Linked DNA regions of Homo sapiens: all the other regions are linked to region 1. A link is a loop called in an ENCODE intact Hi-C map of the cell type or tissue named here. Cell type or tissue: dorsolateral prefrontal cortex. All regions are shown on one strand. Region 1 holds the start of EIF4G3 (eukaryotic translation initiation factor 4 gamma 3). Region 2 overlaps EIF4G3 (eukaryotic translation initiation factor 4 gamma 3). Region 3 overlaps EIF4G3 (eukaryotic translation initiation factor 4 gamma 3).

Region 1 (8,000 bases):
TTATATATTATATGTAATATATAACATATATTACGTAATATATGTAATATATTATGTAATATATATTATATATAATATATATTATATATAATATATAATATATATTATATAATATATTACATAATATATTACATATATTATATATTATATAATATACAATATATATTATATATATTATATATTATATAATATACAATATATATTATATATATTATATATTATATAATATACAATATATATTATATATATTATATATTATATAATATACAATATATATTATATATATTATATATATTATATATTATATCTGCTGCTTGATATATATAATATATAATATATATTATATATAATATATTAAATATATAATTAATTAATTAATTAATAAATTATATAATATATATATATATGCAAGTGAGGTCTAGACTTGAGCAAGGCCATTCTTTGGGCTGAAAGAACAGAGCTCTACCTTTTTGACTTTGTTCCCTACAAACTTCCTCCATTGATTGCCTGTGGCCAGAATCTTATCAGGGACTTTTACATTATTTTGCCCAAGGTCTATCCATTTTAAAACAGATAAGTTTCATAAAGTGCTTAGCTAAGACTGGCACACAGTAATTGTCTGATGCTTGTAGCTATTATTAAGTTAGAAAATGAAGCTAGCTCAGAAAAGAATAACAATTAGGCAATTATCGGCCTGTTATCACCCTAGTGTAAATGAGAAGTCAAATAATTTCCTTGGAACAGGTTTTGATTGGGATAAGGATGCCTGAGATTCCAGAAAATGAAAGGAGAATCTGGGGAACTGAAGGACCACTAGGGAATTCTTCCTGGAGTCAATTATATGTGGAGAGGAGCAGAAAATCCCATCCTAAATAATCAGGTGTTACAGGCCGGGCATGGTGGCTCACGCCTGTAATCCCAGCACTTTGGGAGGCCAAGGCGGGCGGATCACGAGGTCAGGAGATCGAGGCCATCCTGGCCAACACAGTGAAACCCCATCTCTACCAAAAATACAAAAAGAGAAAAAAAATCAGCCGGGCACGGTGGCAGGTGCCTGTAGTCCCAGCTACTTGGGAGACTGAGGCAGGAGAATGGCGTGAACCCAGGAGGCAGAACTTGCAGCGAGCCAAGATTGCGCCACTGCACTCCAGCCTGGGCGACAGAACGAGACTGTCTCAAAAAAAAAAATAAATAAATAAAAAAATCAGGTGTTACAAATCCAGACAGTTTAAGATGCCACAGTATGAAGTAGCTGCTGTCTTCCAGTCTGGAGATGGGGATGAGGCATCCTTTTCAATGTCAGAAACTGTGGAGCTCTAGCTAGAAAGACGCCGTAGGGGGGTTGTGGTATCACTCTCTTTCAGATGCTCTTTTATCCTAGAAGGAGCATTTGGGGCTCCCAGGGATTGTCACGAATTAAGCATCCACTATGTGTAGAGCTTTATATGAATTAAAAACAACAATAGGCCAGGCGCGGTGGCTCACGCCTGTAATCCCAGCACTTTGGGAGGCCGAGGCAGGCAGATCACCTGAGGTTGGGAGTTTGAGACCAGACTGACCAACATGGAGAATCACCGTCTCTACTAAAAGTACAAAATTAGCCAGGCGTGGTAGCGCATGCCTCTAATCCCAGCTACTCGGGAGGCTGAGGCAAGAGAATCGCTTGAACATGGGAGGCGGAGGTTTCCGTGAGCCGAGATCGTGCCATTGCACTCCAGCCTGGGCAACAAGAGCGAAACTCCGTCTCAAAAAACAGCAACAACAAAATAGTAAGGCAGTGTGTGAAGCAGGATAGCAGGAGTCAGAACTAGACTCTAATCTTAGCTCTGCCAGCCACACTGTCGGTGCGACCTCGGGGAAGTCTTTTGTGCGTTTTGAGCCTCAATTTTCTCAGCTTTTCTGTGGTTTGATGGTATTGAGCCTCCCCAGTCTCAGTTTATTCATTTGTAAAATGGATACTACCTATTTCACAGGACTGCTTGAGATAATGAAGGGTACAGCGCTTAGTGCCATGTCTGGTAAATATTATATTAAAACTTGATTGCTCCATGACGCCTGCCATTTTTTTTTTTTTTTTGAGACGAAGCCTCACTCTGTCGCGCCCAGGCTAGTGTGCAATGGCACTCTCTCAGCTCACTGCAACCTCCGCCTCCTGGGTTCAAGTGATTCTCCCGCCTCAGCCTCCCGAGTAGCTGGTGCCTGCCACCACGCCTGGCTAATTTTTGTATTTTTAGTAGAGACGAGGTTTCATCATGTTGGCAAGGCTGGTCTTGAACTCCTGACCTCAAGTGATCCACCGGCCTTGGCCTCCCAAAGTGCTGGGATTACAGGCGTGAGCCACCGCGCCCGGCCGATGCCTGCCATTCTTTCCCACTCAATGCCACTGTGCTTAGGACAAGGCACCTGCTAAGGAGTGGGGTGTGCGGGGTTGGGGGTGGGAGTGATCTTGGCAGGTCTAGCTGGGAAGAAAATCCTTATCAACAAATGTCACCCAGCATAGGACATTGGGGAGCTGATCACTGGCTGCTGGTCAAAGGGCGCTCCAGTCCTGGGGAAGGCCTAGGTTTGAATCCATCCACAGAGCTCAGTTAAGGCTGCTGATTAGATATGGCGGCTCAGGTCATGTCCCCAGCCAATATGGGAGGCGGCAAGGTTCATCCAGATGAAGGTGGCATTTAGATTTAGGCTCTGTCCTTTCCCGATAGGGTGACCTTGGGCTAGTCACTTTTCCTCTGTGTCCTCTGGAAATGGGGCTCCTCATTCACCTCTCAGAGCGTCTGAGGAAGTGTCGACACAATGGGTGTGAAATGCGTGGGTTACAGGCCGGCGGGTGGCATTGGTTACGCGAAGTCCCCGCGGGGGGTCCCTATCCAACGGGTTCCATTCCGGTTAAGCGGTTCCTTCTCCAGGGGTTTTTCGCCTCGCCGCTGCCTCTCCGCCCCTGCGAGCGGGGCTCAGCGAACAGCCGACTCCGGGGCCATTACCATTGTTCTTCGAGGCTGGGCCGCAGGGGAGGACTCTCGCAAGCCAGACCTCGCCTTTGGTCTTTCCCTCCGCCCCGCACCCGCGCCGCTGTAAGCCAGCGAAGCCTCCCTCGCCGATCTTTGCCGAGGAAGCGAGTTAGCCCCTGAGCCCTCCCGAACGGCGGCCGAGGACGCACCCGAGCGTCTCCGAAGAATCCCGACCCCTAGCAGTCTCCGGAAAGAGCCGAAGAGGCTTCCCACCCTCGGTTTCCCGAGCCATTCCGAAAAAGTCCGAAGTTTTCCGAGCAGCCGTCCTGCCGGACTGCTGGAGGCGGCCACAGCGCCATGTTGGATGCTCTGCTCGTTGAGTGAAGAAAATCCACCGGCATCGCCTGAGCCCCGCTACCGAGAAGGGCGCCGCTTCCTCCGGGGAGGGGGATAAAGATCCCCCGCCGCCGGCCCATGAGGATATTGCCGTGAAAGGTCCGGTCTCTCCGCCTCCTGCCCCCGCCGGGTCCGGCCCCCCCCCTGGGGTCGCGTTGTCACGGAGACCGGCAGCCGGTGGTGCTGGCCCGCGGGGCGGCTGCTGCTGCCGGCGGCGGCGGCGGCGGAGGCGGCGGCGGCGGCGGCGGCGGCGTCGGGCGTGTGTGACCGGCCCCGGCCCCCTCCTCCTCCTCCCCCCAGGCTCCCCCCAGCCCCCCGCTCCCGCCGCCTCCCCGGGTCTGCCCCCATCCCGCCCCCCCGCTGCCCCCGGCCCCTGCACCCCGGCGCGCCCGGTCCCGCTCTGGGGGGGTTGGTGGCTTCGCTTTGCCATGAGTTTACCGCAGAAACCGGCTCTGAAATCAGGCACAGCGACTGCAGCAGGAACCGGACCCGGCACCGGAGCGGCGGCGGCGGCGGCAGCAGCGGTACCGCCTCCTCACCCGGCGGCGGCAGCAGCGGCGGCGGCGGCGGCGGCGGCGGCGGCGGCGGCAGCGGTCCCCCCTCCTCACCCGAACATCAGGGCCCTCCAGACTCAGGCGCCCCAACAGTATCCTTTTCACCTTCCTGTCGGCCCTTCGGTTCTCGTCGTCGCAGTCCAGGGGGACCCCGCAGCCCAGGGGACCCTCCTGCCGGCCGCCACAGCCCAGCCAGGAAAGGGACAGCGGCTCAAGCCCCTGCATCGGGCTTGGGCGGAGCTTTTGGGGTGCCCCGGCAGCAGCACTGCGGGGGGACCCCCAGACCCTCTGCAATACTGTGAAAGCTAGCCCCACTTGGCCATGCTTCTGCAGCCCCTTCCTTTTAGAGCTTGGGGTCCCTTCTCCCCTCCTCCCCTAAGGTACCCTCCCCCCCTTTATTGGGCAGAATTTGCTTGGTGCCTGGGACCAACCCTGCAGGGAAGGCTTTTCTCTGGTTGTTGTGAGGATTACACCCTCCTGCTCTTCACCTCCCCTCGGCTCCCCCTACAGCGGGACACAGTGGGCTTCCATAATTATTATTAGTACATAATAAACTTTATCGGTAAATTTCTTGTTTGAAACCAATCAGCTCGTTTCCGAGGTATGTTGGATTTTCAGTCTAAGGTGAAAATGTACAGAAAGCAGTTCCTCTGGATAATTTTTTTTAGTAATGGGAGAGTTGTGATGTGGTTTGTGGTAGAGATCTGAGGAGGAAATGTGACGCCGGACGCTTCCCTGTCTTTGACCTTTTTAAAGGAAGAGGAAGTTCACCGACATTACCCATCACCCACAAAAGTCTCACTTCTTGGAAGATTTGTGTTAGGCTGAATATTTTTAATGGGCTTTAATTTACTCCTCATAGGCCTGATGTCTAGAGAGTTACCAGGGCTTCTGGAGGAAAGTCTAGTATTGAATGTTTCTAATTTCATGTTATTTGCTCGATTGTAGAATTTTGGAGAGCTTTGATTGAAAAGACTTGGTGATGGGGTATTTTAGTCAAAAACTAGCCGGTGAAGGTAAAACGTTGAATTCATGTATTCCACGGAGATTTAGAAAGGTATTGCGTACCTGAGAATAACATTTCATCATGCATCACCTCCTCCCTACACCCACTGTATTTGTGTAAATCAATAAATAATGATTGGATGTTAGATGTGTTGTGTTTTTATGTTTGTGTCATCGTGCGTTTGACTTTTAGAGATTGTAGGATGTTTGAGCAAGTAAGAAGCTAACTGCTGTGAGGTCCCCAGATTATTTCACAGTCTGTAGTTTGATTCTTGTCTGTATAGATTACTTTGAGAAGGGAAAGCAATCTCCCTTCTAGAGTCATTTCAGGTCATTGTTTGTTTTCTGCCAAGTGTCATTTTCTCTGTTCTTTAAACCTAGTTCGTGATTTTCAATCCAGGCACCGCGGTGCAGTGTAAAGATAAATTCCATTCCAGTGTGACGTGTGTACTGATTTCATAATGTTTTTATCCTGCATGATTCTGTTCAATTAGGAATTGTTCACCGATGAGAAAGTGTGGTGATAACTTAGCGTTGCTTATGGAAAACCTGGTTGGTTTTGTTCAGTGTCTCTGGGGTGGGGGAAGATTGGCTGGTTTGCCTACTTAAAGGCAGAGTTCAGTGTTGAATCTTTTAAACCTGTCTTTGCTTACTACTTTGTGAGTTTAAATTCCTTTCTAATTTCATTTTTTACCTTGATTGCCTATACTCGGTTAGGACTTTTAAGTTTCTGAATTGTGCTACCACGTAAATTACTCATTACCTGCATCTTTGAGCTGTTTTGGCAATTGAACAGAAATAAAAGGAAACCTGTAGTAGGTGTCCTTGATGTACAGAGTAGTAAGGACCACAGTGCTGAATGTGACACTGTTTGGTGAATTGGGTGGCTTTTTGGGATACAGCTGTGTTTCAAGTATGCTTTTTCTCAGTGCATTTCATAGAAGGACTTATAAAAGCTCTGAGTTGGTTGCAACATTCAAGTAGTTACAAAAGCTGAAACTTAATTTTCTTTTGAATAAAAAGCACTTGTTAAAGAGATAAATTTAAGTGTAAGTTCCAGTGTAGATAATTTTAAACCAATTTTAGTCATATGGAACACTTACTTTTGTGTGGCTTTAAGTTTTTACTTTGCCTCATGCCATTGAAGCTAAAATTAATCTTCCTCTTGATGTGTTTCACAGCTCTTATTGTTTTCTCTTTGCTTTTACACACTGAAAGGTTACAATTGCTAAAATAGAAAATTTTATTATATAAACAGTAAAGGAAGTATAGGTTGTAGATTTCATCAGACATACCAGTGGTGAAGTGTTATCAACTGGTAATGGGGTATTGATTAAAAAAGGATTGAAATAGAGCAGTTCTACTTTTCTACCCTGAGGGAGTATGGGAATTTGTATTTGACGCAAGTGGTCATTGTTCAATAAGTGGATAACATTTAAGCATCTTGGCAGGAGTGCATAGCTGGAGTTAGCACTGTTCATGGCTTGAATAGATCTCCAGACCCTCAAAGTATGTGGGTATAGTTGTGTTTGCATTGAATTAATAAGTTCAGACAGTTTTATTTATTTATTTTTGAGACAGAGTCTTGCTTTGTCGCCCAGGCTGGAGTGCAGTGGTGTAATCTCGGCTCACTGCAACCTACGCCGGCTGGATTCCAGCCATTCTCATGCCTCAGCCTCCTGAGTAGCTGGGATTACAGGCGTGTGCCACCAGGTCCAGGTAATTTTTTGTAAGGCGTGATCAGACTGGGTTTCACCATGTTGACCAGGCTGGTCTCGAACTCCTGGCTTCAGGTGATCCGCCTGCCTCAGCCTCCCAAAGTGCTGGGATTACAGGCATTGAGCCACCGCACCTGGCCCTGATCTGGTGAAACCTGGTCTCTACTAAAAGTACAAAAATTAGCCGGGCGTGGTGGCGCCTGCCTGTAATTTCAGCTACTCAGGAGGCCAAGGCAGGAGAATCGCTTGAACCCACGAGGCAGAAGTTGCAATGAGCCGAGACTGCACCACTGCGCTCCAGCCTGGGTTACAGAGTGAGACTCCACCTCAAAAAAAACAAAATCAAAGGTCTTCTAGAAAATGTTTGGAACCCACGTCTTTTTTTTTTTTTTTTTTTTTTTTTTTTGAGATTGAGTCTCGCTCTGTTGCCAGGCTGGAGTATAGTGGCATGATCTTGGCTCACTGCAACCTCCGCCTCTTGGGTTCAAACGATTCCCCTACCTCAGCCTCCTGAGTAGTTGGGACTACAGGTGTGCGCCACCATGCCTGGCTAATTTTTTGTATTTTAGTAGAGACGGGGTTTCACTGTGTTGGCCAGGATGGTCTTGATCTCCTGACCTTGTGATCCGCCTGCTTCTACCTCCCAAAGTGCTGGGATTACAGGCGTGAGCCACTGCACCCGGCCGAGAACCACATCTTAAGTCAATGGAGAGGATTCCTGTAATCCCAGCACTTTGGGAGGCCGAGGTGGGCAGATCATGAGATCAGGAGATCGAGACCATCCTGGCTAACACGGTGAAACCCCGTCTCTACTAAAAATACATAAAATTAGCCAGGCGTGGTGGCAGGCGCCTGTAGTCCCAGCTACTTGGTAGGCTGAGGCAGGAGAATGGCGTGAACCCGCGAGGCGGAGATTGCAGTGAGCCGAGATCGCTCTACTGCACTCCAACCTGGGTGACAGCGAGACTCCATCTCAATAAATAAATAAATAAATAAATAGGATTGCCACATTTTGCCATTTATATTGAGGCTTCAATAGATGTGGCAAGTTTATGAATTCATTAATTCAGCATCCACTGTGTGCTGCTACACTCAGTGCTAGATGTAGGATTGAAGAGCTAAGGTAGAAATCTTTGCCCTCAAAGAACTTGGTCCTTTTGGTTAGAGGTGGGTAAACAAAACGTCATGAGGCAAGTACAGTGATAACTGATAACTCTGCTGTGAGAGTAGTCTGGGGAAGGAGGAATTAAGGCTTTCTAAAAGAAGTTGACATCTCAGCTAAATTAGAAGAATGAGTAAGAATTAACCCAGGTTTACATAGCTTTCTCTTCTGCCGGCCTGCTTTTTCCAATTCCATTGCTGCTCCATAGAATTTT
Region 2 (8,000 bases), 59 kb after region 1:
CCACCTACTTGGAGGCTGAGGTGGGAGGACTGCTTGAGCCCAGGAAGTTGAGGCTGTAGAGAGTCAGGATCATGCCACTGCATTCCAGCCTGGGTGACAGAGTGAGACCTTGTCTCAAAAACACCCCAAAAACCATTTTACAGGTTAGGAAACTAAACTTGTTGGTCTGACTTAAGTTTATGCTGCATATTCCTTAGGAAGCTAGTAAAAAGTAAAAAAGAAGGTAAAGTTCATACTCGTGCTCTTATACTGAGATGCGTATTAAGTAATGTGAGTTGAGATTCATATTCGGTGCCATAGTCTTTTTTCTTAACCCCATCAATCAATTGGGATATGCATATTTATAACTGGTATCTTGGATCTATTAGGACATATTTACTGAAGACTATATGTATTTGTATAATAGTATGTTAGATTTTTTTTTTTTTTTTTTTGAGATGGAGTCTCACTCACTCTGTTGTCCAGGCTGTAGTGATCTCGGCTCGCTGCAGCCTCTGCCTCCTGGGTTCAAGTGATTCTCCTGCCTTCTGCTCAAGTAGCTGGGATTATAGGCATGCACCACCATGCCCAACTAATTTTTCTATTTTTAGTAGAGACGAGGTTTCACCACATTAGCCAGGCTGGTCAGCCTCCCAAAGTGCTGGGATTACAGATGTGAGCCACTGCGCCTGGACATAGATTTTTATTAGTTGGTTTTTTTACATCAGGACATGGAGTGCTATTGTTAGTTTATGATTTGACCTAATTTTGCTTACAAAGGAGTGATTACTCAATTGGAACAGACTTAATGATGTGTAATTGAGAGGAAATAGAGGAAAAGAAGATGGACTGGATTGATAAATTGTTGTAAATTTATAGATTATGTAACTTGTCAAAAGTGACAGCATCATTTATCTAGTATGTATATTTTAATTTTCTCCATTGTGCGAAAATAAATGCTAGAAACGATCTTTGCAGATGGACTATTGGGCCACAGTCTTAAGAATTTGGTATATTTATATTCCGTGTTATAACTTTCACCAACAGTCTTCATCATATGTTTTCATAATTGTGAATGAGACCCATATTTTAGAAATTTTATTTTTATACCTATAGAGCTGACATTTTAGATAATTTTAGAACAATCACAATGATTAATTTTAGAAATAGTTTTTAAGAGTCGTTAAATCGATAAATGTGTATGTGTAGAAAATTTCTGGAAAGATGCTTAAGAAACTTGATAGTGGTTACTTTTGGAAGAAAAAGATTGGATGATGGAAGATACTTTCTACCTTACATCCTTGTATCCTAGTCCTTTCTCTTTTATAGCCTCCGTACTATATAAATGTTTTTCTTTAACAATAATTCAGTGATACTTAAAAAAAGTAATAGTTAATAGCACAAGCCACCTGCAGATCTATAGGTTATGGTTATATCTATAGTTTCTTTGTCCTTTTTCAAATTACATAATATTTACTTTTTGTTTGCCAAATAAAGTTAACTTATTCTTTGTGTATCTTTTTCCTTTTATTCTCACTGAAATACCATTTTCTTTCACTAGTCAGCATGATTTCCAGAAAATATGGTGGCCCTTTGGGGCTATATTATTCATTTGCAAATCATGACCCGGGAAAATTAGGTTGCAAACTGTACATGAATTTGGTATTTTATTCTCCGTAGTCATTTTATAAAGGAAATTTAGCTATGTTACCTTCAATAGGTTACTTTATTTCTCAAGTCTTTTTTTTTTCCCCTTTTATTTAGTCAGACATTCATTTCATAAGATTATCTCCCAGGGCTCTTTCAAATCTCTCATTCTATAAGCATTTCATACCCATTTCAGCTCAAAAGATGGCATTCAGTAGTTCTTAAAGTAGTGTTATAAACAAAATTTCTTAAACTAGATAGGCTTCAGAATAATCTTTAATTATTAAAATGCATTTATTTGCAATCTAATTTGTCTTACAAGCTAATTCTAATGTAGCTCTTCATAAAGTCAGCCATATACATACTTAAAATCTCAGTCATGGAGTTGGATTTTTAAAAGAAAATTTCCAGTAATGCAGATATATTAACTTCATATATATGTATTTTTAAAAGAAAATCAAAATTTCTTCTCTTTTTTTTTTTTTTTTTTTTTTTTAATAGAGCTTGGTTCTCAGTATGTTGCCTAGGCTGGAGTGTAGTGGCTATTCACAGGTATGATCCTGGTGCACCTATAGCTGGAACTATAGGCATGTGCCACTGTGCCCAGCTCTCAGCATTTCTGTTTCTTTTTTTTTTTTTTTTGAGATGTAGTCTCGCTCTGTCGCCCAGGCTGGAGTGTGGTGGCACGATCTTGCCTCACTGCAACCGCTGTCTCCCAAGTGCAAGTGATTCTCCTTCCTCAGCCTCCCAAGTAGCTGGGATTACAGGCACCCGCCACCATACCCAGCTGATTTTTGTATTTTTAGTAGAGACGGGGTTTCACCATGTTGGCTAGGCTGGTCTCAAGCTCCTGACCTTAGTGATCTGCCCGCCTCCGCCTCCCAAAGTGTTGGGTTTACAGGTGTGGACCACTGCGCCGGGCCCAACATTTCTATATCTAATCTTAATACTAGAGAATGAGCCTTTTCTTTGTTTGGAACCTGAAAGGAAATGATGCTTTATGCTACCTGTAGCTTCACAGATAATTACACAGTGGGTTATCAACCAAAGCTAATTAAACTATGACAGTTTCTTTCGTTAATTGCATTTTAGTTGGTTCAGTTATGGCAATGAGGAAAATAGTTATGATCCACACCCTGAGGGTTTACTATTTTCAAAGTGTTGTATACTGAAATACGGAGGTGTCTGGTTATGAACCTGTATTACTTGTTCATATGTGAAGTGCTTAGTGAGACAATGAACTGTTAACTTCATAGAGAACTGCATTTGGTTATGCGGCCTTTGAAAAATGAACAAAATCATGAAATTTCTTAATAACTTTTCTAATGTCTTCTCAAATAAAAGGAGTGGGATTATCTTTGCTGGAATCCAAATTGCAAGCCAAAAGACTGTGTCCTCTGTGGATTTCTCAGTGAACTAGTTTGCAGGGGCCAATGTGAGATAAAAATGCAATTCCTGGAATTTGGTTTAAGAGTAAATTGAAATGTAGTATAAGTAGGGTACATGAGTCCTTTTTTTGGCTGGTCTGTGTTGAACAAAGACCTAGTAGCTGCATGCTTGGAAAGCTTTCCTGTGTTCATGCAATCTTCGTCCTTATTGTAGCCAGGCAGCTGAGGAGATATCCCCTAAAGAGGCGAACTCCCCATCCTCCCACTTCTGCTTTTAATTTTTTTTTTTTTTTTTTTTTTTTTACTATATACTGGGACAGTGAAAGGCCTTCCATTGACCAGAATTACAAAGAGTGCTTTCATGCTCAGGGTTTAGCCATACCCAGTGTACAGGGCTTTTGTTAGGGCTTGCACTAGTCCTTTCTCTCTTACCTCCCTCAGTCTTATTATTCATACTTTGCAGCAGCAACTGTATCATTTTGAGAATTTTACTTCCTTATTTAAAAATAAATAGTTGCAAAAGAAAAATTCAGTTTTTTATAATGAACAATGCAAAGCAAAGCTTTTATTGTGTTTATTTGGATAAAGAAAATACACTGTTATAGCTGAGTGCCACACTGCAGCATTTGGTTTTGTTGAAATTACTCTTTGTCATTTAAAAAGTACAGTCAAAATAAACATTATTTTTTTGTGTGTGACCGTATCTCATCTAACTCATTGTTGGTGCTTGATACTCATTCATGAGATACAAGAATCTTTTACCAGTGCCAGGTGATTTTGAAAATATTAATGTTTTTATGTTAGATAAGATGAAAAGGAGAGTTTAGACAATTATGTGGATAATTCAAAAATGCCTTTAGCCTCAGTTCAGATTGACATATCTCCTTAAGATTAATCTTGTTAGTATTGTCTTTGTCCTTCACCTTTCTTGTATAGAAGTTAACCATTAAGGTGAAATAAAAAAGTTATTATTTAATAGATATTACATTTGGATATGTAGTCTTTATCAGATAGAGCTGGACTATATTTTACAATTTTATTTCCAATTTGCAATACCCAAGAGTTCTCTTTCATTTTTTTATGCAAGTGATTAATCTTTTAATGAAATGTTTAATGCATATGGAAAATTATAAAAATAATATAACAGATACTTGTGTGCCTGCCACCCAGCTTTGTTGTATTTGCTTTTTTTTTTTTTTTTGAGAAGGAGTCTCACTCTGTCGCCCTGGCTGGAGTGCAGTGGTGTGATCTTGGCTCACTGCAACATCCGCCTCCTGGGTTCAAGCGTTTCTCCTGCCTCAGCCTCCTGAGTAGCTGGGATTACAGGTGCACGCCACCACGCCCAGCTAATTTTTGTATTTTTAGTAGAGACAGGGTTTCCACTATGTTTGTCAGGCTGGTCTCGAACTCCTGACCCTGTGATCCGCACCCCCCTCAGCCTCCCAAAGTGCTGGGATTACAGGTGTGAGCCGCCGCGCCTGGCCTGTATTTTGATATTTTAAACGAGATTTTGGAGGATTTTGTTGATCCTAATATCCGAATCTGTGTCTTATTTATGGTTATTTTATTTTCTCATTTGTCTCAAATTTCCCTCCTAGACAAGTCATTTGTTAAGATAAACCTAGTGAGTACCCTTGATTACCCTTGATGTTACATGGTTTCTGCTGGAAAGTATCAAATAGAACTTTCAAAATTGTATTTAACAATCTCAATATTAAACAAGCTGATATACTAAATTTTTAGATACTAAAGCTTGGTTGTCACATATTCTAAGAAGGGAATATAATGTATTACACATGGTGAAAATTTATTTCAGATATGTTATATGGACTGTTGTACAAATACAGGATTGAAGTCTGAGAAATTTTCTGTTATTCTGTCATTAATTCAGCTGCTATTGAAGTATTGTACCTCATTTTGACCTTTATTATTAGACGATTGCTCTTAGAGCTCATAATAGTAGCAGTGGTTTGTTGTATGCCTACAATATACAAGGCCCTGGGTATCCTTTAAATTGTCTGGGCACAGTGGCTCACACCTGTAATCGTAGCACTTTGGGAGGCTGAGGCAAGAGGATTGGTTAAGGCCAGGAGTTCTAGACCAACCCGGGTAACAAGATGAGACTCCTGTCTCTACAAAAAATTTAAAAAAAAATTAGCTGGGCATGGTGGTCCCTACCTGTATATTCCTAGATACTTGGGAGACTGAGGCAGGAGGACCGTTTGAGCCCAGGAGTTCACGGGTGCAATAAGCTGTGATCGTGCCATTGCATCCTGCCTGGGCAACAAAGTGAGACTCTGTTTCTTTAAAAACAACAACAACAACAACAACAAATTATTCTAATAAATCGTCTCATTTAACTGTATACAGAGAGCTGTATATCAGCTCTCTGAAGTAGTACACATTTTTTTTCCCCTTCATTTTGCAGGTGAAGAAACAATCTTATACAGACACATTTCACTTTATTTCACCTCAGTCTGTTGCACTTCACAGATAACTTGTTTGTTTGTTTCCTAACAAATTTAAGGTTTGTGGCAACTGAATGAAGCAAAGCTTTTGGCATCATTTTCAACAGCATGTGCTCACTTCATGTCTCTTTATAATTCTTTTTAGTGATCTTTGATCTTACTATTGTAATTGTTTTGAGGTGCCATGCTCATGTAATAAGGAAAACCTAGTAAAAAATACTGTGTGCTGATTGCTCCACTGAAAGGCCATTCCCCTCTCTCCCCATGGACCTTGCTCTTTCCTGAGATATATTGAAATTAGGCCAATAACCCTGCAGTGTCCTCTGTGGGTCATGTGAAAGGAAGGGTTACATGTCTCACTTTACAATAGCTAGAAATGATTAAGCTTTGCAAGGAACGTGTTAGCCAAGTTGTGAATGCAAAGGAAAAGTTTTTGAAGGAAATTAAAAGGGCTGCTCCAGTGAACACATGATAAGATTATACTAAGATATTTTTTGCCCTTATTTTGTATACATTTTCGCCAACTGTGAAAATGTAAACTGTAATTGTAAATTAAAAAAAGGTTTTTTTCCGTAGAGATGGGGTCTTACCATGTTGCCCAGGTTGGTCTAGAACTCCTGGCCTTAAGTGTTCCTTTTGCCTCAGCCTCTCAAAATGCTAGGATTACAGGCATAAGCAAAGTGACTTGCACAATTGATTTGCTGCTGGCACCTTAGCACAAATCAAGGTTAGTGGTACCAAACCGAGCTAATAATAACGATTGAGTTTTTCCCCAACATGCACATTGAAAACAAACAAAATGTCAGTTTTACTTTTCACTTAATATCTTTGATGAAACAGCAAAAAAAATTTTTTTTATTAAGTGTTGGCCTTCGAATATACATCTTCTTAATATTCTGTGTGATAAAATGGGAAGTACACATAAAGCAGTTCTGTTGCATAATTGTCCAACAGTGGTCTTAATGAATAACACTTGTGTGAGTGAGTGGCAAGCCGAAATGGCTTTTTTCAAGCATCACCATTTTGAAATGATAAACTGGTTATTTATGCTTGGATATTTTCCAGATAAATTATCAAAAATAGATGACTGTGCTTGTGATTTCAAGGAAAACTGTTGCCAGTGGTAAAATTACAGCTTTCAAGGGCCGGGCACGGTGGCTCACGCCTGTAATCCCAGCACTTTGGGAGGCCGAGGCGGGTGGATCGAGAACATCCTGGCCAACATGGTGAAACCCCGTCTCTACTAAAAATACAAAGAGTAGCTGGGCATGGTGGCATGCACCTGTAGTCCCAGCTACTCGGGAGGCTGAGGCAGGAGAATGGCTTGAACCCGGGAGGCGGAGGTTTCAGTGAGGCGAGATCGCGCCACTGCACTCCAGCCTGGCAACAGAGCGAGACTCGTCTCAAGGAAAAAAAAAAAAAAGTACAGCTTTCAAGTGAAAATTAGAATTTTGGACAGTTGTATCCACCACCATGAACTTGACAACTTTCCAATACTTAATAGACTTTTCTGATGAGATCAGTAGCGATATGAACAGATAAGATTTAAAAAAATTGAGACAGGGCCTCACTGTATCACTCTGGCTGGAGTGTAGTGCTGTGATCATGGCTCATTGCAGCCTCAACCTCCTGGGCTCAGGTATTCTTGCCACTTCAACCTCCCAAGTAGCTGGGAATACAGGCATGTGCCACCACATCCAGCTAATTTTTTGTATTTTTTGAAGAGACGGGGTTTTACCATGTTGCTCAGGATAGTCTCAAACTCTTGGCTCAAGGGATCCTCCTGCCTCAGCCTCCCAAAGTACTGGGATTACAAGTCATGAGCCACTTTGCCTGGCCCAGATAAGATTTTTGATACTGTACAATGAAATGTGTCAAGGAAGACCTGTATAACAGTGCACCAGTATTTTCCAGGTGACCAATGAATGATGTTACAAAATCATGGACAGGTGAAAGATATATTTAAAATGCAGTATAGACCAGTTGATTTTACTGTAACAGCACATGGAAAGTTGATTCATTTGGTTTTAGATTAGAAATTTCACCTAAGTTTTAAAAACTATCACTCATTGAATTTTGGTGTAATTAAAAAAAAAGCCCAATATTTAGGAAAGAGTGTTAAAATACTCTTCTTTTTTCCTGGTCTAAGACCAGGTTTTTTCCACAGACTTCAAAATAACATGTAACAGATTAAATGCAGAAGCACATGTAAGAATTCATTCTTCTGTCTGAATCCATTTGATAGAATTTAAAAAAAAAATCATTCAGCCTAAGAAAGCTTATTAAAAAAAGAAAACAAGAATTCAGCTGGTCTACCATTAAACCAGACATGAAAGTGATTTGCAAAAAATGTACAGTGCTACTCTTCTCCCTGCATTAAAAAACATTACATAGCTCTTTTTTTTTTTTTTTTTTTTTTTTTTTTGAGATAGGGCCTCTATCAGCCAGGCCGGAGTACAGTGGTGCAATCATAGCTCACTGCAGCTTCGACTCCTGGGCTCAAGCCATTCTCAGCCTC
Region 3 (8,000 bases), 100 kb after region 1:
AGACTGTCCTTTCTCCTGTGTATATTCTTGGCACCCTTAAAAAAATGAATTGGCTATAAATAAATGGATTTGTTTCTTGATTCTCTGTTGTCTTCCATTGGTCTATGTTTTTAGTCCAGTATCATGCTGTTTTGGTTACTGTAGCTGTGCAGCATATTTTGAAGTTAGGTAGTATCATGTCTCTATTTTTTTATTTTTTATTTTTATTTTTTGAGATGGGATCTTGCTCTCTCTCCCAGGCTGGAGTGCAGTGGGCATATCTTGGCTTTTTTGCTTTTCTGCTGCTTTGCTTTTGCTTTTCTTTCTGCTTTTTTGATGTAGGTGTTTATTGCAATAAACTTTCGTTTTACTACTGCTTTTGCTGTGTCCCATGGATTTTAGTATTTTGTGTTTCTACTGTCATTTATTTCAGGAAATTTTAAAATTTTCTTCCTCATTTCTTCATTGATCCATTGTTCATTCAGGAGGATATTGCCTAATTTCCATGTATTTGTACAGATCTATTTCCAAAGATCTTTTTGTTACTGATTTCTAGTTTCATTGTATATCGGTCAGAAAAGATACTTGGTATGATTTTATTTCTTTTAAATTTGCTGAGACTTGTTTTGTGGCCTAAGTGGTCTATTTTGGAGAACCCGTGTGCTGATGAAGAGAATGTGTATTCTGCAGCTGTTGGATGAAATGTTCTGTAAATGTCTGTTAGGTGTCTTTCGTTTAAAATGCAGTTTAAATCCAACGTTTGGTTATTTATTTTCTTTCTAGATCATCTGTCCAATGCTGAGAGTGGGATATTTAAGTTGAATAATAGTTCAAGTCCCCAACTATTATTTTATTTTAGTCTATCTCACCCTTTAGATCAAATAGTACTTGCTATATATGTCTGGGGGCTCTTTTGTTACGTGCATATGTATTTATAATTGTTATATTTTCTTGCTGAATTGATCCGTTTATCATCATATGGTATACCTTTTCTGTCTGTTTTACAGTTTTTGACTTATAACCTGTTTTATAAGGCAGGAGTAGTATAGCTACTACTCCTGGTTTGTGTTTGTGATGAGTAACTTTTTTTGTCTCTTCACTTTTAGTCTATGTCTGTCTTTTTTTTTTTTTTTTTTTTTTTTTTTTTTTTTTGTGAGTTGGAGTCTCACTCTGTTGCCCAGGCTGAAGTGCAATGGCATAATCTCGGCTTGCTGCAACCTCCGCCTCCCGGGTTCCAGTGATTCTCCTGCCTGAACCTCCCAAGTAGCTGGGATTACCGGCACCCACCACCATGCCTGGCTAATTTTTGGATTTTTAGTAGAGATGGGGTTTCACCATGTTGGCCAGCCTCATCTCAAACTCCTGGCCTCAGGTGATCTGCCCACCTTGGCCTTCCAAAGTGCTGGGATTACAGACATGAGCCACCCTGCCCGGCCCTATGTGTGTCTTTACGGGGAATTTCCTATAGGCAACATATAGGTGTGTAATGTTTTTTAATCCAGCCAGTCTATATTTTTTAATTGGGAAATTTAATTCATTTACATTCATGGTTATTATTGATAGATAAGTACTAATTCCTATCATTTTGTTAATTGTTTTCTTGTTGTTTTGTATATCCTTTGTTCCTTTTTTCCCTCTCCTTGTTTATTATTTCAGTTTGTTGGTTTTCTGTAGTGATAAGATTCGATTCTTTTTTCTTTCTTCTTTGTGTATCTGATCTATCAGTGAGTTTTATACTTTCCCATGTTTTCATGATTGTGATTATCATCTTTTCACTTACGGTAACCACCCCGGCGAATACTTTACTTTTTGTAGAGGCAGGGTCTTGCTGTGTTTCCCAGGCTGGTCTCGAACTCCTGGGCTCAAGCGATTCTCTCACCTCGCTCGGCCTCTCCAAGTCCTAGGATTAAAGGCATGAGCCAGTGTACCTGGATTAGTTTTCTTTTTTAATACAACATTGTATTGGAAAATATTTTTCCAAGTTATTACACAGCAGTTATAATCTTCCTAATTCTGTAGGAACATAATAATTAGGAATTTTTAAAGAACTTTCTTCTTAGCCATTTAATCTTTTTTTCCTGTTTAATGCGTTTGAATTATTTGGTATGGAAAAGTAATGAAATTTTCTTGATTGTTAAGACAGAAAGGATTTGGTTGTAAGAAGATTTATGTATATAAATTATTATTATTTTTTTCTCCAGTAGCATTTATGAATGATAACTGACCATAGTTAGAAATCCAGATTTTTGTATTTGATAAATTTAAATACGAGATGATAGCATTTAGATATTTTCATAATGTTAGGCATTCTTATAATGTTTAGCTTAGAATTTGCCAGTCATTTGGAAATACCTAAGTCAGTTGTTCTCAACTGGAGGTGAGTTTACCCCCAGAGATATTTAGTTATGTGTGGAGATGTTTTTGACTGCCACAGCTGGTGAGGGTTGAGGAGATGGACAGAGGATGCTGCTGTCATTTAGTGGGTAGAGGCCAGGTAAGTATCTAAACATCCAAGTGCATGCAACAATCTCATGATAAAGAATTATCCTGGCCCTAATGGCAGTAGTGTCACTGTTGAGAAACTTGAATCTAGATTTTCTCAAACGTTAGGCAAAATTATTAAGATTGGTTAATATTATTAATATTTATTCATCTAGCCAGTATTTGTTCAATACCATCTATGGTACTCTACTAGATGGTGGTAGAAAAACATATGAAAGTAAAAAATAATGAAAATTGTAGTGTTTAGAAATAGAGAAACAAGATTTAAAACTGATCATTTCTGTTAAGATATGAGAGAAGGTGGAAGGATCATTTGAGCCTCAGAGGTCAAGGCTGCAGTGAGCCATTATCACACCACTGCACTCCAGCCTGGACAACAAAGTGAAAACCTGTCTCCATTAAAAAATAAAAATATCTCTTCCAGGGACGTTGTCTACAGGCACTCAGAATGATCCAGCATGTGACAATACCATCATAGACTTCCCTACAATACAGTCTCTAACAAAACTAGGCTGTCATGAGCCCTTGGTAATAGAATTGTCGACCTTTATACCAAGAAGGTTGGGAAAGCACCGAAATCTGCATGTGGCGTGTGCCCAGGGAGACTTAGAGGGGTCCATGCTGTGAGGCCTACAGTTCCTGTGAGAAGATGCCATTTTAGGTGATACCTGAACCATGAAATGTATTCAGCTGTTCATGGATGAAGAGGAAGAGCATAAACCTTCCCAATAGATATTGCAGAGCTCCAAGGCCTTAAGGTGGGAGCCTCCTGATGATTGGTGGCTCAGAACCGTGCTGTCCAGTAGAGCATTTCCTTTTGAGCACTTGAAACGTGGTTAATGCAATTAAGGACCTGAATTTTAAATTTTATTTAATTTTCATTAATTTAAATGTGAATAGCTGCAAGGGCGTTTGAAAATGCCCTTCTAGAGGCTGACAAAATCTAGGTCATGTAATTTTGTAAGATTTTGATAAAGTATTTGGGTTTTATCTGATGTATAGAAGGAGCTGTTGAAGAGTTTCTACTAAGGGAATGACATAATATTTAAATCATGAAAATACTCATATTTATTAGCAGATGAATTGGAGTTTATAGGTTACATGGGGAGCAGAATGTTAAGAGCAGCTAAGTGGCTCTGGAATCTGACCAAATGAATTCAGATCCTGGCGCTTCCACTAGCAGCTGTGTGTGTCATTGGGTAAGTTTCTTGCACCTCAGTTTCCTTCCTCATGAGTAAAATGGAGATAATAATAGTGCTGATCTCCAAAGGTTCTTAAGAAGGTTAAATGAGACAAATCCATTTAAACCTCCTAGAGCTTGATACACAGTCATCACTCAGATATGTACCAGCAGCTGCTGCCACCATCAGTAAGTATTCTATTCTTACAACTACAATGAAGAAACTATTCATACCGTTTATTTGATATGAAATCTGAACAAGCTTAGTGTGGTGTTAGATAAAACGCTTATGACTTTCATTTCAATAGTGTTGCTTTTTTATTTTTAAAAAATATTAAAGGCTAGGCGTGGTGGCTCACGCCTGTAATCCCAGCACTTTGGGATACTGAGGCGGGCGGGTCACGAGGTCAGGAGATCGAGACCATCCTGGCTAACACAGTGAAACCCCGTCTCTACTAAAATACAAACAATTAGCCGGGCGTGGTGGCAGGTACCTGTAGTCCCAGCTGCTCAGGAGGCTGAGGCAGGAGAATGGCGTGAACCTGGGAGGCAGCACTTGCAGTGAGCCGAGATAGCACCACTGCACTCCAGCCTTGGCGACAGAGTGAGACTCCATCTCAAAATAAATAAATAAATAAATAAAATAAAAAAATTAAATGTCTTTTTCTGTATAGACATGGGATCTCCCTATGTTGCCCACACTGGCGTCAAACTCCTGGGCTCAAGGAATCCTTGTACCTTGGCCTCCCAAAGTGTTGGGATTACCGGCATGAGCCACTGCACCCAGCCAGTGGTGTTGCTTTTCAAACTTTAGTATTTATCATCAATACTTATTATATATTTGTCATCTTGGAATGTCCAACTTTATTACCTTAGAAAAGTAAACTCCTTTAATAAACTACTAGATGTACATGATACAAAACTTAGGAAGTTAAGGGATAAAAGACTTGTAGTATAATTATCCATGTGTTAAATATATTTTCTCTTTTGACTTAACCGTTGCCATATTATTAGACCCATTGTTCATTTTTAATAATCCCATAGGAAGTTGTTTGTAGAAATAATATAATTTTAATAGTGTTGCCTAGGTGTAGTTGTAGATTATTGTCACTTTATGTTTAAAAGCTACTTCTCTCTCTCTGTCTTTAACTTATTTGGGAAAATAGCATTTGGGAAGTAGCTGTTTAAGTGCTTTTCTTCTTCTTTTTTTTTCCTCTCTCTCTTTTTTTTTTTTTGAGACGGAGCCTCGCTCTGTCACCTAGGCTGGAGTGCAGTGGCGCAATCTTGACTCACTGCAATCTCCGCCTCCTGGGTTCAAGCGATTCTCCTGCCTCAGCCTCCTGAGTAGCTGGGATTACAGGCTCGCACCACCATGCCTGGCTAATTTTTGTATTTTGGTCAAGCTGGTCTTCAATGCCTGACCTCGTGATCCACCTTCCTTGGCTTCCCAAAGTGCTGGGATCACAGGCGTGAGCCACCGTGCCCGGCCGTGTAAGTGCTTTTCAAATGCCAGTTTTTGCAGATGGTAGTAGTGGATACAGTTTTTATTTATGGAACCTTCTGTGGAGTGTCAGGACTGCACTGGAGGATTACATGGAGTGGATGTGTTTCTCTTTGGTTTTTTGGAGACAGGTTCTCACCCTGTTGTCCAGGCTGGAGCATGGTAGCATGATCATAGTTCACTGTAATTAACTTTGAACTCCTGGGCTCAAGCAATCTTCCTGCCTCAGCCTCCCAAGTAGCTGGGACTACAGGTGCATGTCGTCATGCCCGGCTAATTTTGTTTTGTTTCATTTTCTGTAGTGACAGGATCTCACTATGTTGCCCAGGCTGGTCTAGAACTCCTGGCCTCAGATGATCCTCCTGCCTTAGCCTTTCAAGGTTTTGAGATTACAGGCACGAGCCATGCCACCTGGCTAACATGTTTCTTATATTAGATCAATCATTTATTTTGGCTACTAAAGCTAATGTGAATTTTCAATTTATTCTTTATATCTGATATGAATTGCATTAGCTAATGTTGAAAATCAGTCATTTGCACTGAAGAACCTATTGTATGCAGGGTATGAGGGGGTGGTAGCGGTTGTACCTACTCTCAAGAAATGGAATGAAATATAATAAAATGAACTTACTAGACAACAATATCAATTAGTCCACTTTCAAGTTCTTTGGAAGTTTCTTTTTACACTTACAAAAAGATTCAGTCTATTATTACTAGTTAAGAATTATTATTGTGCTGTCAAGAATGTTTATGGAATGTCAGTTTACCTTTGATATTCTAAAACTGCCCTCTCTTCAGTTTTTGGGTGGTTCCAATTTATATTAATTGACATATCTGAAACTTAGCAAAAAGAAGGTAGTTTGTTTTTTATTTTATGTTTGCACATACATGTTTGGCTCTTAAAATGTTAGTAGGTTATATAGTTCTTTTCATTAAGGAGTTTTAAAAAATTAATAGTTAAGAAGAATGTAGTTATATCTACACCATGAAGTACTACTTAAACATTTAGAACAAGAATGAAGTAGGTATGTTTATTGACTTGGAAAGATCTCTAATGTTTTGATAAGTGGAGAGGAAAACATGTCATTGAATATTTATTATTGTGTTGTTGCTATTATTTTTACACATTTGTAAGTGTATAGAAAGGTTTGTAATAATGTGCTTCAGAGTATTAATCATTTTGCCATAGGGAGTGGAGTGGGATTTGAAGGGTAAAGAGGGCACTACTTTTTCTTTTTTTTAACAAAAATCATGTTTATACATTATTGTAGCAATTAGAGAAAGTAAGCATCAAACTTTTTTTTTCCACAGTCTTAGTTGCCACTGCCTGATATGCAAATTGGTAATAATTCTATCCTGATTCAATCACTAGATGCAAATGGTTTTCCACAGTGGCCTTAAAATTTTCCTAGATTATTGAAAAATAATATTGTATTAGCAGTAATAAGTTGTGGCTTGCCGTTTTCCTTTGTGGTCTTAAATTTATTTTTCCAAAATTTTAATATAGGACAGTTAGCTGAGTTCAAGTCTTGCATTACTTTGAAAGATCATCTTTGACTGAATTCTATAATGATTTATAAGATAACCATGATTGAGTATATTTCATTTCTCTATTCTTCCTGTGCTCACCTTTTACGTAAAACAACAAAAAAAATCTCATTCTTACCCATGATTAGCTCATCCTCTTTTCTTTCGACAAACCTCACAGTCAGTGTCATCAAATATTTGTGAAATCCAGATGCTGCTGCTGCTTTCCTACCCCCTCCTCTCCCCCGGTAAAAATTCCTACGAGTTAGACTCAGTCTTTTTTCTGTTTGGCCTTTCTTTCTAAATAGAGAACAGCCTTTCCTGTTGTGACAGCCTAAAATGTGTTTGAAGTTACTTTTCTGTGTTTTCCTAAGTACAAAATAACTGAAAGATCCTCTGGCCTCTTGGAGCTTGCTTTTCCAGGGGACTAAACATTGGAGATGTTGCAGAGCTTTTAAGAATATTGAGATAAACTTAATTTAGAAAACATATATTGAATGAGAGCTATATGCAAGGTTTTGTGCCTGGTAATGTGAGAAAGCAGTGGTGGACACTATGATCCTTGTCTTTAAGAGTGCTCATTTTACCAGGCAAGATGGTGATACGTTGTTTTAAGTACATGTGGGAATGTGAGGAAGAGACATTAATGATTATGTAAATGAGAACAAAAATATGTAAATAAGTAGTAACATTTACTGGTATAGTTTTTCTGGGTTCTCATTAAGCAAAAGTACTTGGAGGAGTGAAGCATGGTTAAACAGAGAAAGATGGTATCTAGATGAACTCTAAGAAGCCATAAAATGTAGGTGGGCAGCAAGTTTGGACTGCATCTTACAAGATATTGGAATGAGTGTACATACATCAGTTAAAGCCTTTGAGGTGGAGGATAAGGTTACAGCTACATAGTGTAATGAGCCATGAAATAGATAACAAAAATTGACCAAACCTAGGCAGAGGAGTTAACTGGTGAAAAACTCAACAGAACAGTTTATACAGGTTGAGCATCTCTAATCAAAACATTCAAAATCTGATATGTTCTAAAACCTGAAACTTTTTGTGTACCAGCATTATTCTCAAAGGAAATGCTCAATGGAGCAGTTCAGATTTTGGATTTTCAGATTGGGGGTGCTGAACTGGTAACTGTTTGCAGGTGTTCCAAAATCTGAAATCTGAAACATTTCTGGTTCCAAATTTTTCAGATAGGGATACTCAATCTGTAGAACATTTTCTTTATTACTATAAGTAACACTTACTGTGTAACAGTTACTTTTCTAAGCATTTTATGTGTATTAACTCAATCCTTATGACAAC

The links. A loop is a pair of places that touch in the nucleus more often than their neighbours do. Peaks named below come from ENCODE experiments on the same cell type or tissue, not always from the same donor. Only the 100,000 strongest peaks of a DNase experiment are listed, where the experiment ranks them.
Region 2: it touches region 1 in a loop (6-fold over the local background); 9 of 110 quality-filtered maps call a loop at or near these places.
Region 3: a loop joins it to region 1, with 4 times the contacts of the local background. A loop is called at or near these places in 8 of 110 quality-filtered maps.

The regions. Positions count from the first base shown.
Region 1 is chr1:21,172,168-21,180,167 of GRCh38, reverse strand. EIF4G3 (eukaryotic translation initiation factor 4 gamma 3) reads left to right here and starts at 3,271. Exons shown (of 37, transcript NM_001391906.1): 1 at 3,271-3,446; 2 at 3,810-3,993. RefSeq lists an enhancer at 3,307-3,356. In dorsolateral prefrontal cortex, a CTCF peak has its summit at 3,259; DNase peaks (open chromatin) are centred at 3,197, 3,831, 4,121 and 4,624; H3K4me3 peaks cover 4,184 bases; H3K27ac peaks cover 4,829 bases.
Region 2 is chr1:21,113,054-21,121,053 of GRCh38, reverse strand. All of the region lies in intron 2 of EIF4G3 (eukaryotic translation initiation factor 4 gamma 3), which reads left to right. Among named protein-coding and RNA genes, the nearest start is that of EIF4G3, 60 kb to the left of the region's middle. In dorsolateral prefrontal cortex, no CTCF peak of the experiment used is centred here; no DNase peak of the experiment used is centred here; H3K4me3 peaks cover 1,029 bases; H3K27ac peaks cover 6,083 bases.
Region 3 is chr1:21,068,702-21,076,701 of GRCh38, reverse strand. The region is part of intron 3 of EIF4G3 (eukaryotic translation initiation factor 4 gamma 3); the gene reads left to right. Among named protein-coding and RNA genes, the nearest start is that of MIR1256, 84 kb to the right of the region's middle. In dorsolateral prefrontal cortex, a CTCF peak has its summit at 3,864; no DNase peak of the experiment used is centred here; H3K27ac peaks cover 1,640 bases.